Linked DNA regions of Homo sapiens: region 1 is linked to region 2. Evidence: chromatin loops called from intact Hi-C (ENCODE). Cell type or tissue: ascending aorta. All regions are shown on one strand. Links, peaks and the distances in the headings refer to the core of each region. The heading gives the core; the rest is flanking DNA. Region 1 overlaps LOC124900689 (a long non-coding RNA gene). Region 2 overlaps LOC124900690 (a long non-coding RNA gene).

Evidence for each region. Peaks named below come from ENCODE experiments on the same cell type or tissue, not always from the same donor. Only the 100,000 strongest peaks of a DNase experiment are listed, where the experiment ranks them.
Region 1: it touches region 2 in a loop (2.3-fold over the local background); 2 of 110 quality-filtered maps call a loop at or near these places.

What each region holds. Positions count from the first base shown.
Region 1 is chr4:26,021,851-26,037,625 of GRCh38, forward strand. LOC124900689 (a long non-coding RNA gene) reads left to right here. Exons shown (of 2, transcript XR_007058093.1): 2 at 2,645-3,231. Among named protein-coding and RNA genes, the nearest start is that of LINC02357, 41 kb to the right of the region's middle. RefSeq lists enhancers at 7,534-8,115, 8,116-8,698. In ascending aorta, for the core only: a CTCF peak has its summit at 7,068 (motif pointing right); DNase peaks (open chromatin) are centred at 7,111, 7,841 and 10,481; H3K4me3 peaks cover 407 bases; H3K27ac peaks cover 622 bases.
Region 2 is chr4:26,228,598-26,244,372 of GRCh38, forward strand. The region is part of intron 1 of LOC124900690 (a long non-coding RNA gene); the gene reads right to left. It also overlaps a transcript of RBPJ not described here. Among named protein-coding and RNA genes, the nearest start is that of RBPJ, 85 kb to the right of the region's middle. RefSeq lists enhancers at 9,751-10,301, 10,302-10,850. In ascending aorta, for the core only: a CTCF peak has its summit at 7,112; DNase peaks (open chromatin) are centred at 7,094 and 10,562; H3K4me3 peaks cover 297 bases; H3K27ac peaks cover 1,231 bases.

The sequences.
Region 1 (15,775 bases), core at 2,685-10,684, 210 kb before region 2:
AAGGCAGACTCCAACCAAACTACATGGACTTTAAAAAAAAAAAAAAAGGATGATATTACCAGAAAGGAAAATGGTTTGGCAACAGCAAAGGATGCCTGTTACAGTGGAATGTGTATGTAATGGTGAAATAAATAAGAAGAAGAAAAGAAAGGCAGCTGGTAGGATGCTGGCAGAGGGCAATGAGCAGGTCTGTCCTAAGTGAACTCGGGTCGGCAGGCTTAGTTCTCAAACCGGTTGCCTTGATTAATGGTAAAAACAATAACATTTCAAGACCTGAAACACATCTCCTTAAATTTCATCAAAGTGTCCAGTAAGTGCTGATGTTTACGGATGTCACCGTCACCCAGGGTTGCTGTTTCCCCTGGACAGCCGGGTAAGCAGGCAGCTGTCTATCAGGACTAAATGAAAGAGGTTCGAAAGCCAATGCAGAAAAGTCGAGAACTTGGCTTGTGCAGTGCATCATAAAGGAAGGAGGGAAGAGGGAGAAGCCTTGGCAATTTGTTTTTAATATTTTTGCTTGTTTTGGATGCCACGAAAGCCTCATATATTGGCTCTTGACTAATAAAAACAGAGGAGAAGCCAGGCTGGAAACCTGGCTGTGTTTCCGTGCACAATTAGGTTTGTTTGTTTAGGTCTCTTTTTATTTGTTTTCAGATGACTCAGATATGAATACTGCAGGCCTTTCAAAGTGAAGTGTTCATATGTGTATTTTAGGTCTAGGGCTTCGCCAAGTGCAGAAAGACTTGGCTCCCTGAGGTTATTTTCCTATCCAGGGGTTTTTCAAACTTTCAAGTGGAGCTGAAGAATGCTGCTGCAAGCCAGGTTCTTTTTCTTAGCAGATCCCAGCTTGGGGTTGTAGGGGGGACAGGGATTGCAAACATACAAACACAAAAATCCCCAAACAGTGCACAAGGGCACCCATTGTGCTGATCCCGGCACTGCCTCTCCCTGATGGCTTTACCATCTGCATACTTCCGTCATCTCTGGAAACCTCTTCACGAGTCTGCCTCCCTTTCACCAGACAACCAAGTCCAGAGGTGGACTCTCCTTTCCTCTCTATCTGGATCTGTGTATAAACTGTTCTGCTTTCAAGATTCTCCTTTTTCATCGCTATAATTTGGAGTCTGAAGCCTCCTATAAAATGCAGAGATATTTACAATCTGGGAAGCTGCCAAGCATCTGGCTGAGCTCCTACCCCTAAGGGTGGTGTCTCCTGCAGGAATGGTTTGCTTCTGGCCAGTTGACCCAGCTTCCAGGGCCCTGGGAAGGGTCTAGGGAGAGGTTGAGCAGTAGTCTTTCTCCCCAGGATGAGCAGGATGCAAACCAGGCAATGATGAAGACCACTCTGGTCTCCTTTCTTGGAGATGAGACTTCTTTCCAGTATCCCTGCCTCTGCATTGATGAATCAGAGAATAGGGACAGCCTGAAGTGGTCCCAGCTGTGTTCAAATACTCAGGATCTATATAGGCACCAGAAGCAGGTTTCCTAAGCTCCCTGGAAGCTGGTCACAGCCTAAGAGTCTCTGACAGCCTCCCTAGCTCACAGACCACGTGAAACGGAAGACACTGACCAATGCATTAGCCAGAGAAGCACTTTCCTATGTTATTCACTCCAGCAAAACGTCTGGTAGCCAAGATTGCATTTTTCAATGCTCCTCTCCCTCTGAATTTGCCCCTCAACTCTTCTGCTTTTAAGACGCTCCTCTTTCAGTGTTGCAGCATAGAGGCTGACGCATCTGAAACTTTTAGGAGAAAGATTTATTCTGTCAGAATTCACATATTTCAGGAATGTCTTTTTTTTCCCCAAACCACTGTCTTCCAGAACTGTATCCTGGGGTCAAAGAAAAAATCGGTCCAATCTTGCACCTTCCACACCTACACTGCTGTGTCAGCACAGGCAGTGATTGGAATAATGGCCCTGTGTCATCTCAGCAGACACTGAGATAAGGATTTGAGTGCAAACAGTTTAGTCGAGCGGCGAGCCCAGGAAGCAACTCAGTGGGGAGATGACCCTGAGCGACTGGACCTCAATCCTGCTGGGGACCCTCTAAGAGGAGGAACAGTGGAATATGCCCGTGATTGTCCCACTGAGGGACAAGGAAGCTGGCTCTTAATGGTTGAGGGTTTATCTTGGCATCTTAACTCCTGGGCACTTCCAAGTACACTGCCAATCAGGGAACATCTTCAGGCAGAAGAGATGTAGAACTTTCCAGAGGCCACTTCCAGGGTAGGCTGAGGGGATTTGGGAAGGGCACCAGCCATGTCTATGGAGTCTTCTATACCCTAAGATGACATAAGGAAAGGACCAGTCATCAGAAAAAGACTGTGCAGTCCTTACTCCACCGTGCCTGCTGAGGCAGGGAAGTGGACTGCACTAGTTGAAACAACAGGGCTAGAAAGCAAAAGGTTTGAGTTCAACTCTCAGTTTGTTGTCTATTGATTTATTTAGCAAATATTCCTGGGCTGCTTGCTAGTAAGTGGCGAGTAGGGATGGTGACGGTTAAAGCTGGCGGTGAGCAAAGGTGAGATCGTAGGATCTAGAAGGCCATACTATGTTGCATAGCCAGGGCAATGAGGTATGCTTTTGATTATTATTCAGTTAATATTTATTTCATTGTTTCTTGTATCCCCCGTCTTCTTTTTAGGTTCAACTTCTTTCTGAAGATCCCCCTTTTAGTGGCTTTTCACTGATGTCTGTGAGGGGTAAACTCTCTCAGTCAAGAATGGATCCATTTTCAAGACTATTTATTCATTCATTCATTCATTCATTCATTCAGAGATAGGGTCTCACTCTGTCGCCCAGGCTGTAGTACAGTGGCACAATCATGGCTAACTTCAGCCTCCACCTCCCTGGCTCAAGCAATCCTCCCACCTTAGCCTCCTGAGTAGCTGGGACCACAGGCGCCTGCCACCATGCCCGGCTAGTTTTTTACATTTTTTGTAGAGACAAGGCCTCCCTGTGTTGCCCAGGCTGGTCTCAAACTCCTGCGCTCTAGCAGTCCTCCTTCCTTGGCCTCCCAAAGTGCTGGGATTACAGGCGTGAACCACTGCACCTGGCCTGGGTACATTTTTCTTGGGGCCTGAAACTGATGCCATTTTGGATCCTCTTTAGGAAAAATAATACAAACTATGAATATAAAATTAAGAATGAAAATATTGACAATGAGAAAAAAATCACTACAAATTATAAAGTTGGAAATGCTGACAAATAAAACAAACATAAAAAAATCCAGAAAGAATACTATTTTTTATTAATTAACTTGACTTTTTCCAACTTCTCATATTGGTGCCACTGGAGTGACGATGGTCATTTTGGAGATTTGACTAGTGGGAAGATGAGATGGTCTACATTTACTTTGGATTTCATGAGATACATTAGGTGATCTGCAGTCCTTTTCATATATAGCTCAGTTATTCAGTTATTGCTGGGTGTACAGATGTTGGAATGGCTTCCAGAAATACTCCTACCATCCACAGGCTGACTTGCCTGGCACACAGCATCAGAGATTGGATGGAGATGCAAATAATTCTACAATGTCTGGCACCAAAAATATGCGGATAGTGAAGAAACAAGATTTAAGATGTATGGAATCACAAGGTAGTCTGTAGAAAACTCTTCCACTTATCAGATATGTAAAACTGTAAGTAGAGGACTCATTCATATTCAATGCCTAGTCAAATGAAAGACTTTTTCCCACCAGAAATATATTTGAGAATGTGGTGCATACAATTATAAACACACCATAAATTTGCAGCTCATATGTGAAAGAAATTCATAAAGGTCTTCCCAAAGTCAACAACAATTCTAAACATGTATATGTTAGTACCGAAAGTGAGCTGTAAAGCTGAAAAAAATTTTTTTAACTTTCAATAACTTAAAAACAAAGTTTGATCTGCCATGTTAGAAAGAAGACTGAATTATCCTTCTATTCTCTTTATAGAAAGTGATATTACAAAATCATCATATTAAGAGATAATTAAAGGATACGTAACTAAAAATGAAAACAGTCTAAATGAAATGTAGTATCCTTGATTGGATCCTAAAACTCAGCACGTTCAGCACAATTTCTCTTGTGAGAGAGCAAAGACACATAAACAGAAATCATTGGTTGGAACTTCTGGGAAAACTTATGAAAGGAGCCAAGCCAAGACTGAAGGACACATAATCTTGCCCTTCACCTCTCCTCCTTCCTGCTGCTAGGAATGTCATTGTGATAGAGCTGCCGCAGTCATCTTGCAGCCATGAGGTGATATTAAAGGGAGAAGCCAATGTTAGAAATGGTGGAGCAGAAAGAGGAAAGGATCCTGGGTCATTGGTGATACGACGTAGCCACCATACCAACCCTGAATGGCCTATTCCAGACACGTTCAGAGAATGAATTAACTATCTCTTTTAAGCAAACCATTAATTGGGATTGCTGTTACATGTAACTGAATCTAGTCCTAACTGATAAATCACCTGACCCCATCTTGGGGATCCAGGGACAATTTCCTGCAGATCATGAAAGATAATTAGGAAATAGGTCAGGTAAAGGGTAGTAGGAGCATTAGAGGCTCCAGAGTACAGGTTTTATTTAAAGAGCAGCAGAGAGCCACTGATGGGGTTTAAGGAGAATTTCAGTATTGGATTTTAGTACTGGGAAACAACAAATATAATTATCTCATTGGTAGCTATACTGAAGAGAGGGAAAGACTGAAGTCAAGAAAACTAGGCCAAGAGGTGATGTGACAATTTATGCCAGGAATAAGATCCTGAAATAATGCTGCATAACAGTACTGAACGCCAAGGGCTGTGCCATCAGCAAGACCCGGGGGCCTATCTGGGCTTTGTCACTCATTAGCCATATGAACCTGAGCAAGTGACTTAACTTCTCGATGCCTCTGTTCCTTCCTATTTCCATGATATTTCTAAAAGAATTGAATGAGGCCGTGTGTGCACAATGCTTAGGACAGTACATGTAAGGACTCACTAAATTATTGCTGTTATTATTGTTGCTGGGCCTGTGGCAGTGAAAGACAGGTTCTAAGCAATAAGAAGAAATCAAGAGAATGCTGAGACCAGTTGGATGGAGAGAGGGGTGGATGAGACAGAAAGGAAGTAGAAATGTCTCTCGAATTTCTGTAGAAGAAACAATTTGGGGAGAAAGATAATGAGTCCAGTTTTGGACCTGTGGAGTTGGCAGTGTCTCTGGGCCATCCGCATGGAGATGATGGGTGTTCACCTGCACTGGCAGATACAGAGGGAGTGAGGATCTGAGTTGGAGATAGACTGGAGAGTCCTGGGGGTGGATGAGATCACAGGCCTAAGGTGAGTGTGGAGAATGAAAAGAAGACGGCAAAGAGGGAGCCCTGTGGGTGGTAGGGATGGATCAGAAGGAGCCAGCAAGGAACCAGAGGACGACAGGACAGAAAATCCTAAGAAAAGCCTTGGGAGTGGCCCCAGGAACTTCAAAGGAGACAGAAATTAAAGAAGTGTTAATTGCACTAAATGGAGACCTATGGCTCACGCCTATAATCCCAGTGCTTTGGGAGGCTGAGGCAGGAGGGTCACTTGTGCTCAGGATTTTGGGACCAGCCTGGGCAACATGGTGAATGGTGAATCCCCATATCTACAAAAAAAAAAAAAAAAAAAAAGCTGGGCATGGTGGTGCTCACCTGTAGTCCCAGCTACTCAGGAGATTGAGGTGGGAGGATGGCTTGAGCCCTGGAGGGAGACAGAGGTTGCAGTGAGCCAAGATCGCACCACTGCCCTCCAGCCTGGGCAACAGAGAGAAACCCTGTCTTAAAAAAAAAAAAATGCACGAAATGCTGCAGAACCGTCCAAAAAAAATCTGTGATGTGAACATTGGGCTGAAGGGCAAAGAGGTCATTGGGGACCTTGGCCCCTGCCAGCTGGAGGTTATGATGGGGCTGGAAGGCAGAGTCTGGTTGGGGACAGGGGGCAGCGGTGGGGGAAAGTAATTAGAACCAGGGATCAGGAAGAAAGCTTGTGTGAAGGTGGGAGAGAGTTCCGCAGTAGCCAGAGTTAATAAGGAGAGGAAAACGAAAGGAAAGTAAGGCGGAAGAAAATGGAAGGCAAGAAACCTAGGAAGACAAGAGCAGGCTTGATGTCCATGACAGGAACCCAAGCTGTCCCCGGGTCCTTGCCATGTGCCCAGAGTGTAGAAAATCGCCCCCCGTGGTTTGGGAAAGCCTGGCTGCCCAGCAGGGATAGGCGGAAAATTGGTGGGGAAAGTCTCCAACCTGAGCATGCATGGACAGAGCTCAGAGAATTCAATGAGGCCAGAAGGAAAGAGAATCATGGCTCCCATTTTCTGAGCACTCAACATAGCCAGGCACCTGGTGCCAAGATGTGGCAACCTACGAGGTCCTACCTATTTCACCAGTGAGCACCTGAGGCTCCATGAGGTTAAGGAACCGGCCAGCGCGGGCGGAACCAGGGCCTTCAACCCTGTCTGAGCCCACAGAGGTAATCCTTAGTCACCAAGCGCCGCTGTGTAAGGGACAAAGACCGCACAAACGGCCGGAGAAGACGCGAGAGATGTGGCCCAAAGAGAGGGGACGGGCCTGGGTGATTTTACACAGAGAGGGGACGGGCCTGGGTGATTTTACATAGAGAGGGGACGGGCCTGGGTGATTTTACATAGAGAGGGGACGGGCCTGATGATTTTATATAGAGAGGGGACGGGCCTGGGTGATTTTATATAGTGAGGGGACGGGCCTGGGTGATTTTATATAGAGAGGGGACGGGCCTGGGTGATTTTATATAGAGAGGGGACGGGCCTGGGTGATTTTACATAGAGAGGGGACGGGCCTGGTGATTTTATATAGTGAGGGGACGGGCCTGGTGATTTTACATAGAGAGAGGATGGGCCTGGGTGATTTTATATAGAGAAGGGATGGTCCTGGGTGATTTTATATAGAGAGGGGATGGGCCTGGGTGATTTTACGTGCGGATGCAGAGGAGGGGCAGCGTCGGGGCGGCGGAGTCCGACCTCGGGGGATTCACCCTGAGGGTTACAGGCAAGGCCGCTCCAGGCACGCAGCACCTGCCGGGCGCCACCCAGGAGGGGGCAGCAGCGCCATTCGCAAAGCCGGCCCGCTCCGCTCCGCTCTCAGGCTCAGGGCTGCGGAGACAGGAATCGCAGCTTCCCCTGGAAGGGGCGTCCCAGGGGACCTCCGCCAGGCCAGGGGAACCCGGCCTCCGGGCCTGGGTGAACGTGCCTTCCAGACCATCCTGGCAGGCCGCTGCTCCCTAGAGGCCTAAGGCGCTTGGGACAGCCTCCCACTCTACTCCTGAATCTCTCCTCCATCCCGGCCGGCCCCCACCCACCCCTGGTGGAACGGAGACCCCACGTCTTGCTCAGGACCTTCGCCACAAGGCCTCCCTACTCTGCCGCAGTGAGCCCTGCCAGGGAGGCAGAGCAGCAGAGCCCACCCTGCCACCGCCGCAGGGGCCCTCCCCAGGCTGGCCCTGCTGTCCCAAGGACTGATAGTCACCAGGCTGTACAAATATATCTCCTACAGCACATCGGATGCGAAGGGAAAACGGAGGATCACTATATTGCTTAGAACTAATCTGGTCTTTCTCTTCTGAGCCTCACCCACTAGTTAGTGGGATGGGAGGATAAATGAGATGTCCAATCCAGTTAAACTTTGAGCTGATATTTTAAACCCTGCAGAAAGTGCTGGGTCTTTAGGAAAAGCGCTCAGTGTCTCTGAGAGCTGCTGCTTGCTCTGTCTCTCACTGCGGAGGCAGGGATATGGGGAGCGAGGGGGCTTTCCCCGCCGTGGCAGCAGAGCAGTGGGTTCCTTGGTCCCATGAAGGTCCCTGGCTGTGTGCCAGCTGCTGCCTGCTGGTCTTTGGGGAGACGTCCTTTTGTGGCCTGTGTCGTGCTGGACCTCCTGGCCTCCAGTACTGAATGTGTGGCCCATTCTTCCAGCCCAGGCAGTGCCCCGAGTGGGCTGCAGCCCCAGAGCTCTCCCCGTATCCCCCAATGGCTCTCCAGTCTGTTCCTGGGGAGGTCCAGCCCTTGGGCGTGACCGGGCGGTCACCTTGTCTCATAACAGCAAGCTCACTGGTGGGTCCACTGGTTCCCGACTCAGCATCTGTGCCCCGTGGGACTGAAGGGAGCTCTGGGAAGCCCCCAGGCTGACCATAACGCAGCTCCTTTCCGGGGCTGCAGCCTGGGTTCTTAGGGGGCAGCTTGTGAAGTGGCTTCCTCTCGGAGTCCTGAAGGGTGACATCTCTAACGCTGTCCCTCTGCGGGCCCAGAGATGGGAAAGCCAGGTCTTCCATCAACTCTGTTGATGTCTTGGCTATTCTCAGCCAGTCCACGTCCTTCTCTTTTTAAAAGATTCCCAGGTACAGAAAAAGCACGGTGGGCTTTCCCTTGACTTCTTTCTCTCCACATTTCCTCCTTCCAGACTCCCCTGAACCCTTAGTGACTGGCTTTGGTATCCAGCTGTGTATTTTGGAAATCCCTAGCTCAGCGCTTTAGGATTCACCTTGAAATACCAAGGGAAGAGGAAGAAGAATTTGAAAAATCCCGTCTCAGAATAATGGTCTGGCCTCTCAGGCAGGAACTTTCTGCATAACCTTATTTTGAATGACCAAAGCTCAGCATTGCCTGGGTGTCTCTTGGGATTCCTCCTGTAACCGAGTTGAATCTGCCCACAATTTTCCCCTCTCCCCATCTCATCACGCCTCCTCCCCCTGCAGCCAGATATCTAGGGAGAACAGGGAGAGTGGGAACCGGAAGAGAAAGCATGTTACTGCCTTGAAATGGGATCCCCCTTCCCCTGTCTTGCAGTCTGAAGAACTCTGTTCTCATCAGGTCCAAATCACTTAGCTTTTCTTCTTTCTCTTATTGTTCTGTTAAAGCTCCAGCTATCTATCTCTACTCTCATCACTCCCCAGCACACCTCAGTCCACCCTACATACAGTATCGTCTCCAGTCCTGCACCTTCAGGTAAGGACCACGCTTTGTCTGATTCTTCGGATGCACAGCCCATGCTTTCACACTGCCATGCCATTGCTGCGCCGTGTCCCCACCTGAATTTTCTATCTTCCAGTCCTTTTTCAAGGCTCATCTCAGTATCACTTCCTATGAGAAATCTTTCTCAAGTTTACTAAGTCAGATGAGACTTCTCCCTCCTCTAACGCCTGCACCACTCTGAATCTCTCACATCCTGCCTTGTATTTAGATATGTGTGTATTTATTTCCCAGCTAGGCTGGGATCACTCACTCAGCTACATATCTTCTGTACGGTTGTGGATTAAATTAAATCAAATATGACGCTGGACATGGTGGCTCAGGCCTGTAATCCTAGCACTTTGAGAGGCCGAGGTGGGCGGATCACCTGAGGTCAGGAGTTCAAGACCAGCCTGGTTAACGTGGTGAAACCCTGTCTCTACTAAAAAAAAACACAAAAAATTAGCCGAGCATGGTGGCAGGCGCCTGTAATCCCAGCTAATCAGGAGGCTGAGGCAAGAGAATCGCTTGAGCCTGGGAGGTGGAGGTTGCAGTGAGCCGAGATGGCACCACTGCCCTCCAGCCTAGGCTACAGAGTGAGACTCCACCTAAAAAAAAAAATAATAATTAAATCGAATATGGTTATCAACAGGAATAAACCTAGATCCAGCTTTTAAGTAGGCCCAAAGCCCAGAGCACAGCACTTTACACAAATTATTGAATTTCTTTGGCCTCAGTTTCCTCCTTCGTTAAATAAATGAGTTGGTTTCCATAATGTCTTAGGTCATCTCTTTTTCTGACACTCTATATAATTTCATCCACTCTCTTCTGTGGTCTGTGCGTGCATGTGTGTGTGTGTGTAGGGAGGCAGGGCTAACTAACTGGAGAGGAAAGGTGGAGTAGTGGAATTGACACAAGCTTTAGATTCGGACAAACTTGAGTCTAAATCCAGGCTCAGGCACCCACCTGCTAGGTGACCTTGCACACTCTTACCTGCTCTGAGTTAAATGGAAAATAGGATTGTTCACCCACTCAGTAAGCATTTACTCAGTCCTGCTAAGTACACACATCGCGTTGGTTATCAGAGGATATTGAGTAAATAAGACGTGTCCCCTCTCTGTAGCAGGCCAGAGTTCCTCAGAAGGAGATAAACCTATATCACAAGTAAGTGTCATAACATGCAGAAGTACTAGATGGGAGAATGTTCCTGATACAGTGGGGCCCAAAGGAGGGAGAGACTAAATGGATAAACAGATTATAGGGACTGATCTCACTGGGAAGGTGACAGGGAAGGTTTCCCTGGAGAAGGGAGACCAGGAGGGAATACTCCTGGAACTTGTAGGTGGACGGGGAGACGCAAACCATGCCAGGTCTATTCCTGTCATCGTGAGTCTTCTTTGACCCACCTTGGTGAGGCCTAGGAATCTTGGATCCTGAATGCATTTCCAGAGAGGTGGTCACAGCTGACATCAGTCCTGTGGCTTGGCCTCTGAATCTGTTGATTCCATTCTCAAACCTCAGTTCCTTTCCTCGTTGCAGATGAGTCGCCTCCAGTGCCCGAAGCAGCCTCCTCACCCTCTGTGTATCAAGACTGACCTGTGCCCCAGCTAATCTCTTGGGGAAGAGCAGTGCCTGATATAAGGCAATTATTACCATAAGAAGTGACCCCTCCCCTAACTGCCCCCTTTACTGGGTCCAGGGGAGAAGTCTTCTGCACAGAACCCACAAGAGTTTCTACCAAGGGACCATCTGAAAAACAACTCTAGCCAAAGGAAGCTGTTCAAACACCATCCATTTTGACACTTGGCTGGATTAGCAAGCACCTCTTCCCTCAGAGAGTGGGAAAATTTCCAGAATTAGTCTGCCGGCAGAAAGGGAGGTTGAGCAAACAGGCATATTGTTTTTTCATAGCTGTCTCTCTTGCTAATGTTTGGTCAGCCAGCCGTGCATTTTTGCAGTGTTACATAGGCTTACGCTCAGCCTTCATCAGAGAACAATTAGGACGAGTGTGGGGGAGGCCACAGGGTCAGGGATGACAGATGGGCCTCCACTTAAGCAGGTTAGAAGTTCAGTTGCTCAGGAGGAAGAAGACCCATCTTTGTCTGGGGAGCACAGGGTTGGGTAGAAAGGGGAAGAATGGAAATAAGGCAGAAGGCCTCTCTTTTCTGAAATATCCCTTAGGGATAAGTCCCTATATCTTAAGCAGTTGTTTTAGTTTTCCCTGAAGAAGCATCAGCGGCCCTGGCTGAATCAAGAAGCCAGAGGCCTGGTGCCATTCTAAAATAGCAGCATTGCTATGCTTTCCAACTGAGGGATTACTCCTTGGTGAGCCAGAGAGCTTTGGAACATCGTTTGGAAGCAAAACCACATTTTTTTCAAAAAGAATTTTTTTTAAAGGAAATTTTACATGCAGTGAAGTCAAGGCTTAACTCTTGAGAGGAAGCAGTACAGGGACAGTCATTGGGTCTTTGCTGATGGAACGCTTGCTCTGAGTGGAGGGTGAGTTTTTCTTTGGTGAAAGGTCAGTTGAGGTGCCTATGAGAGGGGAGGGGCAGAGGGTACTGTTTTTTAGAAGGGTTGGTTAGGAGGAGGAAAGTACTGGTAGTTGGTAGAAAAGTACAGAAAGTAGAAAGAGAATTCTGTGAGTTAGCCTTTGCAGCATAACAAACTGCCTCGAAACTATGTGGCTGAAAACAACCATTTTATTTGCTCAGGGTTCTGTGGGTCAGGGATTGGGTTTGGGCTCAGTTAGGTGGTTCTTCTGCTCATCTCACCTGGGGGTCATTCTTCTGGCTGCAGTCATTTGACAGCTCAAAATGGGGTTGGATAGTCTAAGTTAGCCTTACTTCTCTAGCAACAGATGCTGGCTGTTAGCTGGGCCATGTGTCTCCAGAGACCAGCCTTGGCTTCTTCACATGGTGTCTGGGTTCTAAAAGCAGCAAGAGAGAGGAAAAGGCTGACCTCACAATGGTTTTTCAAGTCTTGTCTCTTGTCCTGCACCCTCAGGTAAAGGCCACACTTTGTCCCATTCCCCTGATGCACAGCACATGGGATATTTACTGTCCTATTAGCAAAAGCAAGTCGTACAAGCTCCAAGTCAATGTGGGTGGGGACTGGACAAGAGTATGGATACAGGAGGAAGCCCTGGCTCCATTGGAAGCCATCACTGTAACTGCCAACCCACAAGGGAAGTACATCTTAAATGGACTTGGACACCCTAAGCTCAGTGGGATGCAAACCATGTGAATCAGAGTTATGAGCTAAAGTTGAGGAAAAAAGACCAGAGAATCATCTTGTTGAGTTTTGGAACAAGCCAGCTCTGTCCTGGGGATGCTGGGGTAGGGAGACACTGGGATTAGTAAGACTTGAATAACTCTAGTGAGAATCATTTTTAGCATCTCATAAAATTTATAAGTGTCCTCTTCTTCCACATTTACATTTATATCCAAATAGATATGACCTGAGACTCCTCAGGCCTCCCCAGACTATAGGAAAGATGGTAGTATGGCCATAGAGTCTAAATGGAAAAGCAGACACCATTTCCAGGTTTTACAACAGAAGCAATGGTTTATGCTGGTGATGGAAGGGCAGAGGACCAAAGGGAACAGTGCAACAGCCCAGGGATGAGCAATGGCAGGAGGTCACTACTTCTCTGAGATTGGAGAGGCAAAGAGAAGACACCAACTAATAGAGTCCAGAGACCAGGGTGACATGGTACAAACTACAGTCATAATGGACCTGTCTGATGGGAGCTGGAGCCATGGAGAAGACAGAGCCACTGAGGGAGAAGCCACCCAAGACTGAGAGGGAGTAAGAGCAGAAGCCTGGCTTCTTCCTTCCTTCCAACCCCTCATCTCCTGCCAGTGCCTTTTATGGGCTGCACCTGGCCAGAACCCACTACTCTAGGAGCCTCTGAAACACAGCCTGCAAGGGTAGCCCCCTGTAATAGACAGTAGGAGCAATTCAAGGAATGGATCTGGGGCGGAGAGGCCCAGGACCAGCCCATGGAGCACATTCACAGTAATAACCCAAATATTACCCCTGCTTTATCAAGTAAGACTCTTTCCTCCCCACACAGTCCCACTGTAATTTCTGTGCATCTCTGTGGGTATTTCTTATGAGCATAAGAAAAACTTTGAGGTTGACATCCAAAAGCCATTGAGAAGGGGCGTCTCCCAGCCTGAGAATGCTGCTCTGCCCAGGCTGCTGTCTTCTGCCACCCTGAGGCTGAAAACACTGATGTGTCAATGTGGTACTGAACACTCCCACATCCTCCTTGAGACTGAACCTCACTAGCCCACTCAGAAGTGGAGAGATGCCTTTTCCACCCTGCCATTCTCTTTATAACAGTCCTTTATAAAAATAATTCATTCAGCCCCTCCTCAGACACTATCTCTGAGACCAGGTCGAGGAGCACTGTACAAGGCTGACTCCCCATTCCCCCATCTGGTAGCATCTGACCAAACCATTCCCACATCCACCTTCCACCAGCATACCTCCCTGCAAATCCACTCCTGGATGTTCACCTCCCCTTTACCAGACACATCCAGTCATACATGGATAAATCCCTGATGGGTTTGAGCTGGGACCACACACTCAAACACACATGCGTGCATGCATACATATGTACACACAAGTATGTGCTCACATCATTACTACCACAACCTCTGCAAGAGTGCACAAGAAATGAGAAAAATGATCACTGATTAACACCTCCAATGTGTCACATAGTTTATACTTAACTCCTTTACTCCTGAAGAAAACCCTACAAATAGGCCTGATTCTCATTTACAGGTGAGAAAACTGAGGTGCATATTTCTGTGACTGGCTCTAGCTTACACAGTAAAGAAACAATAAGATCAAGATCTTAAGTCAGGTCTACAGAATACCAAAATCCATATCCTTCCCCTACCACGTTGTCTTTCAACCTATATGAACAACCTATATGAACAGCATTTTATTCTTGTCTTGGCACTATTTCTTATTGTCCTAGTAAGATTGAATAAACTGTTATTTCTAAGCCTTCTTATATATTTGAGTGCCAAAGAGTACCGTCTTCTGGTGAGTGGCCCCTAGATTTCAGCTTAGAGACTACCTAAAAATAATCATAAGCAGTGTGCTGTTTCATGCTTCTATATTGTTTTCCAAAGATTTACATTGTTATTACAAGAGGGGCATACTGGAGGATAGCCCCTGGAGGTGATATCGTCTGGGATCTGGAGGCGATTGAGCATTGCTGTTGAGAACACAAACTTTGGCACTGAGCACAGCCTTGGGAAAGGAATTTTCCATGTGCACATTGTAGCTGCATTGTAGCTGGGAGTGTGGGTAATGGCCAGCACACGACTCACGGCCAAGCCAGGCCAACCCTGTAGAATCTTAGCAGCAGTATGGATTTGGAGAGGAGGGAGAGGTTGGGGAAGGCAGAGAGATTAGCCATTGCAATGAATGGTCCCCGTGAGAGGTGATGGGTGGTGATTCTCTAGTTCTGGGTCAAGGCTTCCCGTACTTGAAGGGCAAATGTGAGTAGCAGAGCTGCGGGAAATGAGGAATGCTGTTTCTAGGAAATGAATGTCCTCCTGGCATTCCCAGTCACTGTCCTTTAAGTTTGATGAGGCTGCCCCATGTTCTCAGACAACCAGGTCTGCTCTCAATAGCTGAGCCTTCAGCTACCTTGTTCACCACTTCATCCCTGGTGTCTGTGCATAGTAGGTGCTCAATAAAGACTTGCTGAATGAATGAACAAATCAAATAGATCAATTTAAGAATATATTATAAATTTCACCTGCACAAAGTCTTTCTTCTAATGACCATGTTAATACGGTGCAAGGCTGAAAACTTCAATGCATTTTATTTAGAAAATATTTTATAATATTAAGAAAACAGTATTACAGAATGATTAGGAATTGAAGGAGAAATAAATACTCATAATCACCCCTTTCCAGAGCAACTATTATTACACCATGTTTCCCTTGAATATTTGGTCAAGTGCTCCTGTAATTTTACATGTGTCCATTTATATGTGCATTTCATTTTGTTTCTTCTGTGTGTGTGTGTGAGTTTCACTGCAGGACATTGTACCATAGTATCTCCATGTCACAACCTAATCTACATAAACATTTTACATTACCTCATTGCATAGCCTTAAAGTGAGGCCTTCGCAAATTCAACTCCTGTATCATCTCTGTTTCTCTTCCAAGGACTTTTTGGAACATGCGGGAATTTCTGCTTTTCTTTTTTTTTTTTTTGAGACGGAGTCTCACTCTGTCACCCAGGCTGGAGTGCAGTGGCGCAATCTGGGCTCACTGCAACCTCCACCCCTCCAGGTTTAAGCAATTCTCTGCCTCAGCCTCCGGAGTAGCTGCTGAGATTACAGGCGCGTGCCACCATGCCCGGCTAATTTTTTTGTATTTTTAGTAGAGACGGGGTTTCACCATCTTGGCCAGGCTGGTCTTGAGCTCCTGACCTCGTGATCCACCTGCCTCGTCCTCCCAAAGTGCTGGGATTACAGGCATGAGCCACTGCACCCGGCCCATCTTTTAAACAAAACTCTCTCTTTCTATATACATTTCCTTCTGCTTCCATTCACAGCAGAACTTCTCTCAACTGTTGTCTATCTCCCATTCATGGTCTTCCCCATTCTTCTCCTCCCCTTCTCTCTTGAACTTATTCTATGCAGGTTTTTGTCCTCACCATTCCACAAACTGCTCTTGTCAAGGTCCTCAATGATGTTAATGATGCTAAACCCAATGTTCAGTTTTCAGATGTCATCTTACTTGACATCTGTCAATAGCATTTAAC
Region 2 (15,775 bases), core at 2,715-10,714:
AAAAAACAAGATAGGAAAAACACCACCCAAGAACACAACGTGTTACTAGTCAACAAAATTCTAGGTAAAACTGAAATGAAATTGGACATAATGCAAGGAATTCTCCCGTAGGGGATAATCTGGAGCTAGCTAGCAGTGGAAGCCATGAGTAATGGGTCTCTTCCCTCTTGCTGGATCTCTATAAATCGTTTGACTGGATGGATGGAGAACCATTCCCTTTTCATTCATACAGAACTTGGACCTGCAGAGCTTGGTACAGAAACTCTCTGTTACCTTTATGTTTTGAGTACGACATCTGAATGGCTCCTTGTTTCGGGCCTGACTTTTTTTCCCACCTCCATTTACTCAGCTCCACAGGGGGAATCAGCACTTAATAAAACAACTATTGGCTGATGGTGCAAGTCACAGGAGCCTTAGAGCTCTTCTTGGCTTTGTTTTTCTAAAAAGTACCCATGACTATAGCCAAGCAAATCATTATATACCCATGGCCTCCCTCAGGAGAAATTAAAACCCCAAGTTAGGCAACAGGATAGAGAATCAGGCAGGAAGCCTAAAGGAGATTTAATAAACACATTCCTCTCTTCTTTTTCCTTTTGGGTAGATTTTCCTAAATGTGGTGGAAAGTTCTACAGATGTTTGTGAAGGGCCAATCACCTTCTCAGTTGAGTTGAGAAGCAGTGAAGAAATAAAGATAGCTGAGGGAAACAGGAAGGATTCCTCTGGAGTGTATCAGTGTGTATGATCTATGGGGCTGAACCCTGGCACAACTCAGAAATGGGCAAAGATTTCCATAGCTGGTCTCCATTTTAGCATTTTCTTCCTCCTGTTGGTGGCCCCACAGCACCCTCTGGTCTGTGCTGCTCTGGACTTGGCTATTTCATGAAAGGCCATACCGTCCCCAGTGACCCCTCCCATCCAGAAGTACCTGCCCCTTTAATTTTTCCATTCTTACTCCATGCATAGAAGCGTTCCCCTCACTGAGAGGCAGAATAAAGTAATAGTGAAGTGCACAGGTTTCAGTGAGACCAGAGCTGGGTTTACATCCCATCTCTGCCACTTACTGGCTGTGTGTCATCTAAGCTTCAATTTCTCTCATGTATAAAGAGTGGATTAATAATAGTTCCAATGTTTATGGGTATTATTATAAGACGATAATAGTAGGATGAAAAAATATCAACAAGATAAAATAGGATAATAAATGGAAGGTACTGAGCCAGGTTTAGAACTCAGATGGTCTGACTATAGAGGCCACATGTTTGACAGCTGTGCTACAACACCTCCTATAAAATTGATTAAAAATTCAGTCATCGGCCAAGTGCAGTGGCTCACACCTGTAATCCTAGCACTTTGGGAGGCCAAGGCGGGAAAACGGCTTGAGCCCAGGGGTTGGAGACCAGCCTGGGCAACATGGCGAAACTCCACCTCTGCAAAAAAATACAAAAAATAGTTGAGCATGGTGGCGTGCACCTATAATCTCAGCTACTTGGGAGGTTGAGGTGGGAGGATCAAGGGAGCCCAGGAGGTCAAGGCTGTGGTGAGCCCAGATTGCATCACTGCACTCCAGCCTGGGCAATATAGTGAGACCCTATCTTAAAAAAAAAAAAAAAGTCATTATGACACATGTTCATAGCAGCACTATGTATAATAGCCAAAAATTGAAAACACCCAGGTTGACTGACCTTCCTACATGACTAGATACCATAATTCAGGCAAACTTCGGTTTTAACTTACACACTCATAAAAACAAACCAGTGCTAATAATAACGATAACATCTAACTCTTATGCAGTAGATACTGTAATATGCTAGGCATTGTTCCAAGTGCTTTACATATATTAACTGCTTTCATCTTCACCAAAACCCTTGCAGTTAGGTCCTATTTTAACCCCCATTTTATAGATGAGGACACAGGCATGAGGAGGTCAGTAACATGTTTATGGACACGTAGTGAATAAGTGGCAGAGCCAGGGTTGGACCTTGAAAGACTAACTCCAATGAGTCCCATTCTAACCACCAGCCTCTACTGCCCACACATAGTTGCTTGTGTTATATAGATTTCTTTGTTTCATTAAGTGATCTTTATTTCTGATGCGACCAATGGCATATTTTTATTTCCTTACAAATCAGTTCAGTTCAGTTCTCTTCTATTTTTTTTCAAATAACCATTAGCTTTCCACACTTTCGACCTAGCATCAAAATAGCCCACAAAATATATTTATAGCAAAATATAAATGACAAGCATAGCTTTAGGATTCTGATCCCTTGTCATGAAGTGTGATGAAGTATATCCACTGATATATTTTGACATTTTGAGTAAAGTACTCCAATTGACTGTCATTTTTAGCACGTCACCCAGAGATAATGGCAAGAATAAACCCCTCCCCCAGGCTCTCTGACAACATCAAACAAGGAAACGCATAAGCAGGCTCTATAAACATCAGCAAAAGTGATGGATTCTGAACATAAAAATGTGGAGGTAGAAGAAACAGCCATTTCTGCGATCTGACCTATTTACCAAGTCTGTTTATTCACCGAAGGAGCAATTTCAACATTTTAACTGTGTCTTACACTCAAAAGAGCCATAAAACCATAGGAGAAAGGCTAGAGCCTCAAGGAGCTGACAGGTTGATTACTTTAAATGGAATTAAACAATTGATTTAGCTGGGCGATTAGCTTGAACTGCTATCTGCATTTAAGGGAGCAGTTTTTTGACTGAGATGACTAATCAGTTCAACCCACTTGTAAATCTAGAACATATGATCCAAAAGGAGATGTACCTAATACTTTTTTTTTAACTTTTTACTTTTTTTAATTGCACTTTTTTTTTTTTTTTAGACAGAGTTTCACTCTCGTTGCCCAGGCTGGAGTGCAGTGGCAAGATCTCGGCTCACTGCAACCTCTGCCTCCCAGGTTCAAGCGATTCTCCTGCCTCAGCCTCCAGAGTAGCTGGGATTATAGGCACCCGCCACCATGCCCAGCTACTTTTTGTATTTTTAGTAGAGATGGGGTTTCACCATGTTGGCCAGGCTAGTCTCGAATGCCTGACCTCAAGTGATCTGCCCGTTTCGGCCTCCCAAAGTGTTGGGATTACAGGCATGAGCCACGGCGCCCAGCCTATTTTTTTGTATTTTTAGTAGAGATGGGGTTTCACCGTGTTAGCCAGGATGGTCTCGAACTCGTGACCTCAGGTGATCCACTCGCCTCAGCCTCCCAAAATGCTGGGATTATAAGCGTGAGCCACTGCGCCTGACCTTATGCTTTATTTTTTTTTAATTTTAATTTTTATTTATTTTTATTTATTTATTTATTTTTTTAGACAGAGTCTCACTCTGTCGCCCAGGCTGGAGTGCAGTGGTGCGATCTTGGCTCATTGCAACCTCCACCTCCCGAGTTCAAGCAATTCTTCTGCCTCAGCCTCCCAAGTATCTGGGACTACAGGCATGCATCACCATGCTCGGCCAATTTTTTTTTGTATTTTTAGTAGAGACGGGGTTTCACCATGTTGGTTAGGCTGGTCTCAAACTTCTGATCTCAAATGATCCAACCTCCTCAGCCTCCCAAAGTGCTGGGATTACAGGCATGAACCACCATGCCCAATCAGTTGCTTTATTTGTAAATGAAGACATTTTAATATCTTTTTATTTTCCAACTTATATATTTAAGTTCAGGGGCACATGTGCAGCATGTGCAGGTTTGTTACATAGGTAAACACGTGCCATGGTGATTTGCTGTACAGATCATCCCATCACCTGGGTATTAAGCCCAGCATTCATTAACTATTCTTCCTGATACTCTCCCTCCTCCCAGCCCTTAATTACTTTTTGTAGAGACAGGCTGGTCTCAAATTCCTGGCCTCAAGCAATCCACCTCGGCATCCCAAAGTCCTCCTAGGGTTACAGACATGAGCCGCTACACCCAGCCAATTAAGTTTAAAATTTCTGTTTTATTAGTTCCAATTTCTCTCCCATCTAAATGCACTTGGGAGTCTTAGTGGAGCAATCTGTAACAGAATGTTCTTAAGTGTAAGAACAAACACATCTCTTCTCTATAACAACAACAACGATAATAATAATCATTTACTGAGCACTTACTATGTGCTTTATCTCCATTATTAGAGAAAGATTTCAGAGTGGAGTTCAAGTATGTGGTCCCTGCAGCCAGTTCCACAGTTGTGTGGCTGGGAGCAAATGGCTTGGATCTCTCTGTGCTTCATTCCCTCATTTGTAAATCATGAAACCTGTGTCATAAGACTTATTACAATTAAATAAATCCCTATATGTAAAGAGAGTGCGGGGAACCTGCTATAATTTGACTATTGTAATTTATGTTCCTAAACACCATCTAAGTTTTGTAATATTATTTCTATGTTGCAGTTAAAAGAAGTAAAGTTCAAAAAGATAAATAATTGGACCAAAGTCTCACATGCAGAGAGAGCAGCTGCTTTTCCTTCTCCAGATGTACAAGTAGTGTTGTATGCACTGCAGAAACAGTAAACACAACCTCTTTTTTCTATAGCTGACATCCTGAAATGATTAAGATTTGGGATAGTTGGTACTTGATTGCACTTTTATTTCCCCAGAGGATAAATAAATCATTCATGAATACATTTGATAAGAGAATGTATGGAGCTATAAATTAAAATACTGGGGGGGAAAACTATAAATGATTATCTCCACATTATTCTAATATCCATTGTTAGAGGCATTTATACAACCCACAGGTGTCCACATACAAGCTCTTCTGTTTCACATTTTCTGTGTCTTATTACCTACCATCTGATTTGGTAACAGGTTTCCTTGCAAAAAGTTTCCTTCTTCACTTAGGGCTGAATTCAATTATCCTTCAGAAAATCATATACCCTGATTCCCCAGTCTCTTCAGTTTCGTTAAGATGTTGCCTTGTCTCCACTTCGTATGCGTCATGTTAGTTTATTACTCAGCTGCTGACACTACCTTCTCATTTTAGTTTTCTGTTTGATTTCTCCCAGTGTCGTTATTATTGGGATCCTTAGTACCTTCACCATTGTTATAACTCCTTTTCATTTTCAGTCTGTCTCTTCAAAATAAAATCAGAGCAAATAAAACAGGCACAGGCTATATGCCGTTATGCAAAGCACTGATATCAAACAAGATCAAGATCTCATTGATATAAAAACTGAGAATCCTTTTCAAAAGGAAATTGGAAAGCAGATCTGTGAAGTGTCTCTTTTTGCAAAAATCAAAGAGGAACAAGTGATTAGCCATGAATGGTTCTGTTCTTATGAATTCAAGACACCTTAATAGTAGGTGGCATAGAATATCATTAAGAATAACAGGATGTCTCTAGCTTAGGCAGGAAACCATTTTCAAAAAATGTCAGAGCTCATTGTACAAAAAAAAATTCATAATTGCAAAGAAGTAATGGTGGATTCTAGTTTGGGGTTTGGAGGTGAATAAACATAGCTTAGAAACTATAGGGGCTTCCTGTTTTGAATTTAGGAGAAGCCACGACTTTTGCAAATATTTTTAGATGTAATGTTTATGGAAGGCAAAGAATGTTAACCCAGAATGTTGGATAGTACAGCTAGATGTTGGTTTGTACATTCTAAGTCATTTAGAATATTGGACAGAGTACTGAACTACTACTGTACTTTTTCCTTCATTTCTTGCCTAAAAAGGGCAATAGTGAGAAAATGACTTTAACCAAAATATTCAACAAGCATTTATTAAGTCTGTGGTACAAATAGCATTCTGCAGAAAGCAGTCCTATTAGACCCAAAGGAAGCAGAAGATGAAATACACACGCCTGACAATTTAATAGGGGATGGAGAATAATAAACATATAAGCCTGAAAGAACCAGAGAATGATTCCGTAGTAATACTAAAATTTGTGGCATACTCTTCCCCCAGATAACCACAGGCTCATTTTCTTACCTTGTTCAAGTCTTTGCTCAAATGTTACCTTTTCAGTGAGAACTTCCCTGGCCACTCTCTATATAAATTGTACCAGTCTACTCCACAAACCCTGTCTCTGTCCCCCGTTCCTGTTTACTTTTCCTTATCACCTTGTAGTTAATTACATAATTTTGTTTTTCAACTATCTTATTTTCTTATTTATTTATTTATTTATTTATTTGAGATAGAGTCTCGCTCTGTCACCCAGGCTGGAGTGCAGTGGTGAGATCTAGGCTCACTGCAACCTCCTACTCCCTGGTTCAAGCGATTCTCCTGCCTCAGCCTCCTAAGTAGCTGGGATTACAGGCACATGCCACCACGCCCAGCTAATTTTTGTATTTTTAGTAGAGACGGGGTTTCACCATGTTGGCCAGGCTGGTTTCGAACTCCTGACCTCAAGTGATCGCCCACCTCGGCCTCCCAAAATGCTGGGATTACAGGTGTGAGCCACTGTGCCCGGCCTGTTTCTCAACTATCTTATAACTCCACCCTATCCACTGCTGAATAAAGCCTTCATAACAACAGGGGAATTGTGCATTTTGCTCATTACTAAATCCTTAGCAGGTGATAGAGTACCTGGCACATAGTAAGTGTTCAAAAAAAAACCTTGCTTAATCAAGTATCTAATATGTATGTCAGACTACTTATTAGTGCTGAAAAAATTCAAAATAAGTAACCTTTGGCAATGTTAATGAGAAAAAGTTTATTGGAAGAAGGGATGTGTGTGCTTTTCAAGCCAAAACAAATTGATTTGATCAAACATAATGATTACAACGTAGGTTTTGAGTTCTAGACCAAACTCTGCCTCTATTTAGCTATGTGACCTAAATAAGATGTGTAACTTTGTTTTTTTGTGGATCTCTGAAGGTATTTATACCTGGGCCAAGAACTTATGTCTTTACATGGATTAACATTTAAAAACAAAAACAAAAACACTTCTAACAGAATTACAACTTTTTTTTCTTAGCTTCTCCTGGCCAAAGCAGCTATTCTTGACCATGCTTTATACCATGATCATCTTTGGTGATGCAATTTAGGAATGACTGGCCTTAGGCAAATCAGTGAAAGAAAGTTCCCTCCCAATTGCAGTTACTGGGCCCCATTTCTGCCTTCTCCAGGCTCTCATGATGCCCTCTAGCTGTTCCAGAGCTCTCTGGGGCACCCAGCCAGGCTTGCCTGCTCCCAGTGTAAACCATACTCAGAAATTATGTTTTCCTGTCCTTTGCTCTCCAAGCAAAAAGCCTGCCTCTTCAGTCTCCTGCCAGTTAGGACTGGATCCTGATGAGCTAATTCCCTTTAGGGTGAGAATGACAGATTGTTGGCTAAGCTAACCTTCTGTTTTCCTCACCACCAAAGTGAAGCCCAATGCTAAAGAAGGAATTGGAAGGGAAGGGAACTTCCAAATATCCAGTGCCTAGAATCTGCCTGAACTTTCAATATATTCAATCATTTTATCCACAACCAGGTAGATGATATTTACTCTCTAAGGAGCTGAAGTTCATGAGAGGTAAAATATGGACAGGTTCCAAAACTTTCTGTATTATCACATCAGCACACTGAATAAATGAGCCCAGAAATAGAATTGTGGATACTATTGCAGACTTCTGGGGCAATATTTTGGGGATTGAGGAAAGAGGTCCTTTGTGGCATCCTGTATCAGCCACGTAAACTCTGGCTGTGACCTTGAGTGAGTAGGCCCTGTGACCTTCAATAAGCAATTTAACCTCTCTTATAGCTTCGATGTCCTCATCTGAAAAATGGGGAATACTAATAGTATCTGTAGTCATTATTTCCTGCTTGTAACAAGTCGCTCCACAAATTAGTGGCTTAAAACAATAGTCATCCCTATAGTTCAGGAATTCAGGAGTGCCTCAGGTTGGGTAGTTTTCATTCAGGGTCTCTCATGAAGTTGCAGTCAGATGTTAGCTGGGGTCTGCATTCATCTGAAAGCCTGACTGGGGCTGGTGGAACCACTTCCAAGGTGGGGCACTCACATTGGCTGACAAATTAGTTCCTTTCCACATGGGCTCTCCACAGTACTGCTTGAGTGTCTTGGCAAAATGGCAGCTGGCTTCATCCAGAGCAAGCAATTCAAGAGACCAAGATGGAAGCTCAATGACTTTATTCCTAACCTTGGAAATCTCACAGCATCACCTATGTGATAGTGTATTAGTCACACAAGACAGTCCCTAACTCAATGTGGATGGGACCACACAAGGGCCCTTTTGGAGATTTCTGCAACAGTATCTCTATTATCAGGAAGATTAAATGAAACAACCCATGTTAAGCCCCGTACATTGTAAACACTGACTAACCGGTAGCTATTATTACAATGGCCCTAAAGTGCTCAATGCCTGCCTATACTAAGGCTGGTGCTGATTCTGATGTCTACTCTGAGTTTGATTTTATTGGATTTTAACAACAGACTCCCTTGTGAAATGCTTGAGCCCACATTAGAACCCAGTAGGAAGAAGCCAGAAAGCCGTAGAGCTCAGGCAAAACAGCAGCAACAACAAACACCAGTTCAATGAACCCATGAAGCAAATGACATCTGGGTGCCGGGCTCCTGAGTACCAACAGCAGCTGGTTGGCCCTGGCAGACTCGATAGCTCTGGGAAGCACCTGGAGAACCTTATCACTACCTGATCACGAAGTCAGGAGATCAAGACCATCCTGGTCTCCTGAATAGCAACAGCAACAACAATTTCTCTATCTGTATTCTTATCTGTGTGTGCTGTCACTTAAGTATATAGTGCAATGTTTTTCAAATTTGTGTCCTGGGAAACACTACTGCAAAAAAAATATTAATAGATGGGTCTCAAAAAAAAAAATCATTATGGTCGAATAAATTTGAAAAGGCTGCCTATTAAATCCTTTCTCGAAGCCTCACAGTGCATATTTTGCACGGTGTTAAAGACTCTAGGAAGTCCTAGGATTAAATAATAAGAAAAATTAGAAGGAAAATGTTTGTTTAGTTGGATTTGACTCAACATTTCCATCATCTTGCAAACTTGTCAGTGCAAACACACTATTTTTCCTTCCACTACAGGTATAAGCCTTCTATCTGGAAGATGCTTGTGATAAGTGAAGAAACAGGGTTTTAGGGGGTTGAATCCAGCATTGCCTACTTACTAGAGCCATGATCACGAGAAAATCACTTCAATTTTTTGACCCTCGGTCTCCCTATCAGTACAATTTGGACAATACACACTTAATTGGGCTGTTGAGAGAATTAAATAATAAAGATACCTAGCCTGGTGTTTGGATCCCAATAAGAGTTTGGACTTGCAGCTTGACACTTTGAGTTCCAATCCTAGCTCTATCATGAAGGAGCTATTTGAGTTTGTTTTGTTTTTTGTTTTGTTTTGAGATGAGGTCTCACTATGTTGACCAAGCTGATTTTGCACTCCTGGCCTCAAGTGATCCTCCCATCTCAGCCACCCAAAGTACTGGAATTAAATTACAGTTATGAGCCATCATGTCCGGCCATTAAAGAGCTATTTGATCCTGACCAAAAATTTTGTGTGTGTTTGTTTCATTTGTTTGTTTTGAGACAGGGTCTCACCCTGTTGCCCAGGCTGGAATACAGTGACACAATCACAGATCACTACAGCATCGACCTCCCAGCCTCAAGTAATCCTCCCATCTCAGCTTCCTGAGTAGCTGGGACCACAGGCGCGCACCACCGTGCCTGGCTAATGTTTTTATTTTTTGTAGAGACAGAGTTTTGTCATGTTGCCCAGGCTGGTCTTGAACTTCTGGGCTCAAGTGATCTGCCTGCCTCAGCCTCCCAAAGTGCTGGGATTACAGGCATGAGCCACCATGCTTGGCTCAACCAAGTTCTTAACTTCTTTGAGCCTCAGCTTTCTTGTCTGTAAAACAAGGAGAATCATTGTATTAATGTATCTCATAGCTTCTATGCAGGGATAAAATAGAAGGAAGTATGGAAAGTGTAGTAAACATGCTTGGCACACTACAAGAGTTTTATAGTTGTAGGGTATCATCATTACTGTTGTGGCCAAAGGTCACAGAGCTGGTAAGTGACAAAGTCAATAAATGAATCCCAGCCTGACTCAGTGTGTGTGCACCTTCCCCTCTGCTGTGACATAGAAACAATCAACAGAAATGAGATGCAGTCGTTTTGAGAGCAGCTTTGGGGAGAGGGTTGGGCCAGCAGTTGGAGACAAGTGGGTGGTCATAATTCCGGAGAGCTTCCCAGAAGTGGTGGGGTCGCGGGAGGATATCTAGAGACAAGGAGGCAGGTGGCTGGGCAGATGGGGATGGCAGGGTTTACACAGTCAGGACAGCCAGGACAACGGCTTGGAAGAGTGAGTGGCGGCGGCTGTAAGACGCCAGCTTTGTTGGAACAAAGCAGCAGGTGAGAGAGCCACAGAGATCAACGCTCCAGGCACCCAGGGAGAGCAGACGCAGAAGAAAACACTTGGCAGGAACAGGGCGGCACCATTTGCCTTTTTCAATCAATCAGACAACAATTGAGGGATGGCCTATGAAGCAAAGCCCTATTCCCCAACCCCCACACACACCACCAAAGCAACGACTGCTCAGATAATAGCCTAACTTCCAAGACCTGCTCCTCCCTCCTCAAGCCAGCCGGACCATGATCAGCCATATAGAAATTTATTTTTATTACTGAGCTCCTATTTCTGCTTTTGCCATCACCACAGATCAGTTCGGGTTTTGTATCCCAGCCAAGTGCTTTTCATATTTTCCAGATCACTCAAAAGTCTGTATCCGCTGCCTGGAGCAGGTTTAAGGAACAATCTGAGATTTCTTTCTGAATAAGCAGTTATTTGTACTTTGTTTTGCTTTTCTTGGTTACTGAAGAGAAACAGTGACATAAAGAAAGCACTGGTAACACTTTGCATTGAGCAGCACAAATGTCAATGGTAGTGACTCTGCAAATAAATAGTTACATTGTCAGGCGCACAAGAGTCTCATTGAGGAAATCTGTGCTGTGACTGCTAACAGGGTTAACACTTTAAGCACAATGTAATCAAGAAAAGGCTTGTAAACTTTGCTCCAAGTGACCTCTGCCTGTACTAAAAGCAAATGTCAACCAAGGATCCCAGGATACATTTTCAGAGCAGTCATGGTGTAGTTAATGCATCCTTTATAGTGCACTGGAGGGAAGGGAAGGAAAGTAACAGAGAAGAGAAGAAAAAAAGGAGAAGAGAAGAGGGGAGGGGAGGGGAGGGGAGAGGAGAGGAGAGGAGAGACCTGGGTAGAGTTAAACTTTGTTTATGGGGAAATGGCAAAGTCCCCTTGTTTCAGTGATGACAGTGAATTCCGTTATGCTGTTTCATTCTCTATTTTCATCACAGTTCCACTCAAAGCCAAAATATATTTTTTAATGAATTGTAAAATGTAGTTTTCCACTTTGCAAAATTTTTCTTGTAAAGGATGTTTTATAAAGAAAATAAGATCCTGTTAGCAGAAATTTAAGTGACGAAATACTTAGGACTCCCAGCACCCCGTCCTCTGAGCCTTGGCAGAGCAAAGTTCCGTGTGAGCAAAACTTCCCTGTCATTCCCTGTTTAGAGTTGCCAGATTTCACAAATAATACAGAATGCCCAATTAACACTGAATTTCAGATAAATCACAAATAATATTTTTAGTGTAACTATACCCCAACATCGCATGAGGCCTACTAAAAAATCATTTGCCGTTTATCTGAAATGCAAATTTAACTGGATGTCCTGTTTTTCATTTAACAACTCTACTTCTGTTAGTTACTCTTCTTTCTTACCTTGACTTTTACTTTTTGCCATTCCCTGGGATACCCCGTCTGGGTCATTCATTCCTCCTTTCAAATACTTTATTCTCTAAACTATACCCTCCTCTCCAGATCAATAACATTCACACAGTATGAATTAATCTGGGACAGACATTTAGAAGAAATTCGTCTGAACATATAATTATTAAACACCCACAAAGTGCCAGATGTAGGATTAGAGGGAGAGAAAAGCAACCAAGCTATACCCGTGCTGAAGTAGGGAAGGACGTATTTAAGAAGAACATGAGGAAGAGCATGTTTTAGTGGGCTCTTGTCTATGGAAGGGGGTCCTTGATGTCTTCAGAAGGTGAAAACCAAAATGATCATTTGGATTCCAGATTCATCTGTTGAACCCATACTGCATTCCAGGTTTAATGTTAGATAGACCTTTCATGTTTATCCTGCTGATTTTCTTCTTGAAATTTTCACACAGAAGATGTGAAAAGGTTTTGGACTCTCAAACTGCCTTCGTTTTGTGCAATATCCTGTGACCCCCAATAGTTGATGAGAAAGAGGGAGAAAGGTCTCCAAGTTGAGAAAGGATTCCTGGGGTCATTCCTTATTATGGGCCCTCATCTCCAGGACAAAGTGGGGTGCAGAAAGCAAATCAAGGCTTTACTAATCCATACTTTATAATTGGCAACAACATATCACACGTATATAAATGAGGAGTTGTGAAGTTGAAGCCTGAGCAACAAGCCAAAACCCCCGTTTCTACAAAAAATTAGCCAGGCATGGTGGTGTGCACCTGTGGTCCCAGCTACCAGGGAGGCTGAGGTGGGAGGATCACTTGAGCCTGGGAATCCGAGGTTGCAGTGAGCCAAGGTCGCACCATTGCACTCTAGCCTGGGCGACAGAGCAAGACCCTGTCTCCAAAAATAAAAAAAAAAAAAAAAAAATTGAGCACTTTCCACCACACAGATAAAAGTTAAGCAGCCCTGTTTTACTCTAGAATCTGTTAGCCAAGTTAGTGCTGGTGAAATCTTTGTGTGAAAAAAAGAGCTGACATTGGAGACTTAAGCAGAAGAAAAATTATTTTGATGAACTGACTTGGAATCAAGCATGAAGAAAATTCCAGGCAAACTCAGAGGTTGAGGAACAGTTTAACGTGATTTATACATAAGGAAAGACCATTCAGAGCCAGAACTTCTGACCTGTCTTCTTTTCACTTTTTTTTCTTTTTTGTTTTTCGTTTGTTTGTTTTTTGAGACAGAGTCTCCCTCTGTCACCCAGGCTGGAGTACAGTGGCGCGATCCCTGCTCACTGCAACCTCTGCCTCCCGGGTTCATGCCATTCTCCTGCCTCAGCCTCCCAAGTAGCTGAGACTACAGGCATGCCCCACCACACCCATTTATTTTTTTCTATTTTAGTAGAGGCAGGGTTTCGCTATGTTGGCCAGGCTGGTCTCAAACTCCTGGCCTGAAGTGATCTGCCCGCCCAGACCTCCCAAAGTGCTGGGATTACAGGTGTGAGCCGCTAAGCCTGGCCCTAACCTTCTCTCTTAATAGTATGATCATTAAACTCCTCTTAAGGGGGAATTTTTAAAAAAATTGTACTTCCAATGAGAATTTGAAGCAGTACTTCATATGTTTCACTGATTAATGCTACCAGTAGCTCTTGAAGTGCTCAATACCGCACAGTCTAACCAAAGAGAGCACAAAGTTGGATCCTCTGTGGGATTTGTTCATATATTCATTCAACAAATACCCATTGAGATCCTCCTTTCTTGTCCAGCCTTTTTCTCATGTCTTTAGGACACAGCAGTGAACCAAATCATTAAGGTCCCTACACGCTGCCCTCATGGCCTTAGAGTTCAGTGCAGAGGTTCTGAGAGTGTGGTCCAGCCGGGAGCGGTGGCTCACCCCTGTAATCCCAGCACTATGGGAGCCCGAGGCGGGCGGATCACGAGGTCAGGAGATCGAGACCATCCTGGCTAACATGGTGAAACCCCATCTCTACTAAAAATACAAACAAATTAGCCGGGCATGGTGGCGGGCGCCTGTAGTCCCAGCTACTCGGGAGGCTGAGGCGGAGAATGGCGTGAACCCGAGAGGTGGAACTTGCAGTGACAGGAGATTGCGCCGCTGTACTCCAGCCTGGACAACAGAGCGAGACTCTGTCTCAAAAAAAAAAAAAAAGAAAAGAAAAGAAAAAAAGAAAAGAGAGTGTGGTCCACAGATCCTCAGGAACCACTAAGACCCTTTGAGGTAAGAAGGTTATAACTATCTCCATACCAAGATGCTGTTTGGCCTTTTGGTTGCATTGACATTTGCCCCTGTTAGCACAAAAGTAATGGTGGATAAAGTTGCTGGCACCTTAGCACAAAGTAATAGAATGCATTAGTCATCATGGAATTTTTCACCAACAGACCCACTCATAGTTAAAAAAAAAAAAAAAAAAAAAAGTCCAAGTTTATTTTATTTAAGAGTCTCCTTGATTGAAGTGGTAAAAATTATTAATTTTCTTAAACCTCCATACTTAAATACATGTCTTTTTACTATTCTGTGTGATTAAATAGAAAGAACACATAAAGCACGTGTGCTGCATGCTGAAATATGATGTTTGCCTTGAGGAAAAGTACTTTTGCAATTATTAGAATTGTGAACTAAGCTGGCTACTTTTTAAAAGCGCGGTGGCTCATGCCTGTAATCCCAGCACTTTGGGAGGCCCAGGTGGGTGGATCGCCTAAGGTTGGGCGTTCGAGACCAGCCTGACCAACATGGAGAAACCCCGTCTCTACTAAAAATACAAAAAGTAGCCGGGCATGGTGGCCGGCGCCTGTAATCCCATCTACTCGGGAGGCTGAGGCAGGAAAACAGCTTGAACCCGGGAGGCAGAGGTTGCAGTGAGCTGAGATCACGCCACTGCACTCCAGCCTGGGCAACAAGAGCAAAAAAACTCCGTCTCAAAAAAATAATAATGATAAAAAGTAAAAGAACACTCTATCAACTGACAAACTATTGTTATTCAGAGATGATGGGTATCTCGCAGAAATTTTCTTAAAAAATAAATGAAGTGAGTCTGTCACTGACAAAACAACTGACTGTATTTGTTGCCAATGATAGAATTTGAGCTTTCAAGAGAAAAGTAGAATTGTGGATTGCTTGTATCCACTATGGTGAGTTTGACACTTTCTCAGTATTTCTGGACTTTTGAGTGAGAATAATTGTGATATTAATGAATAAGATGTTTTTTGTATGGAATTGAAATAGATCAACATTTGGATGATCTGCATAATTTAGTAAACCAATATTTTCCAAATGACAAAGCATGATGCTATAAAATCATGCATGGGTAAAATATTCATCCAAAGTGCAAGGTGGGCTAATAATTTAAATTTAGCAGAATATGGAATTTCATCATTATGGTTTCAGATTCCACATAAACATGATCTTCATCTTCAAGAAACTATAACTTGTCAGATTTTAGTGTAATATCAAGAAAGAATATCCATATTTATCTTAAAAGCTATTAATATACTCCTCCCTTGGCCAGGCACAGTGGATCACTCCTTTAATCTCAGCACTTTGGGAGGCCAGTGTGGGTGGGTTGCTTGAATCCAGGAGTTCAAGACCAGCCTGGGTGACATGGTGAAATTCGTCTCTACAAAAAAATACAAACATTAGCCGGGTGTGATCGTGCTTACCTGTAGTTCCAGCTACTAAGGAGGCTGAAGTGGGAGGATCACTTGAGCCCAGGAGGAGGAGGTTACAGTGAGCTGAGGTGAGGTGGCACCACTGCACTTTGGCCTGGGCAACAGAGTGAGACCCTGTCTCAAAAAAAAAGAAGAAAAAGAAACTTTAAAATGTATATATATATGTGTACACATATATGTATATATATATGTATACACATATATGTATACATATATGTGTCTATATATGTATACACATATGTGTACACATATATGTGTCTATATATGTGTACACATACACATATGTGTACACATATATGTGTGTATATGTATACACATATGTGTACACATATGTGTGTATATGTATACACATATGTGTACACATATGTGTGTATATATATGTATGCACATATGT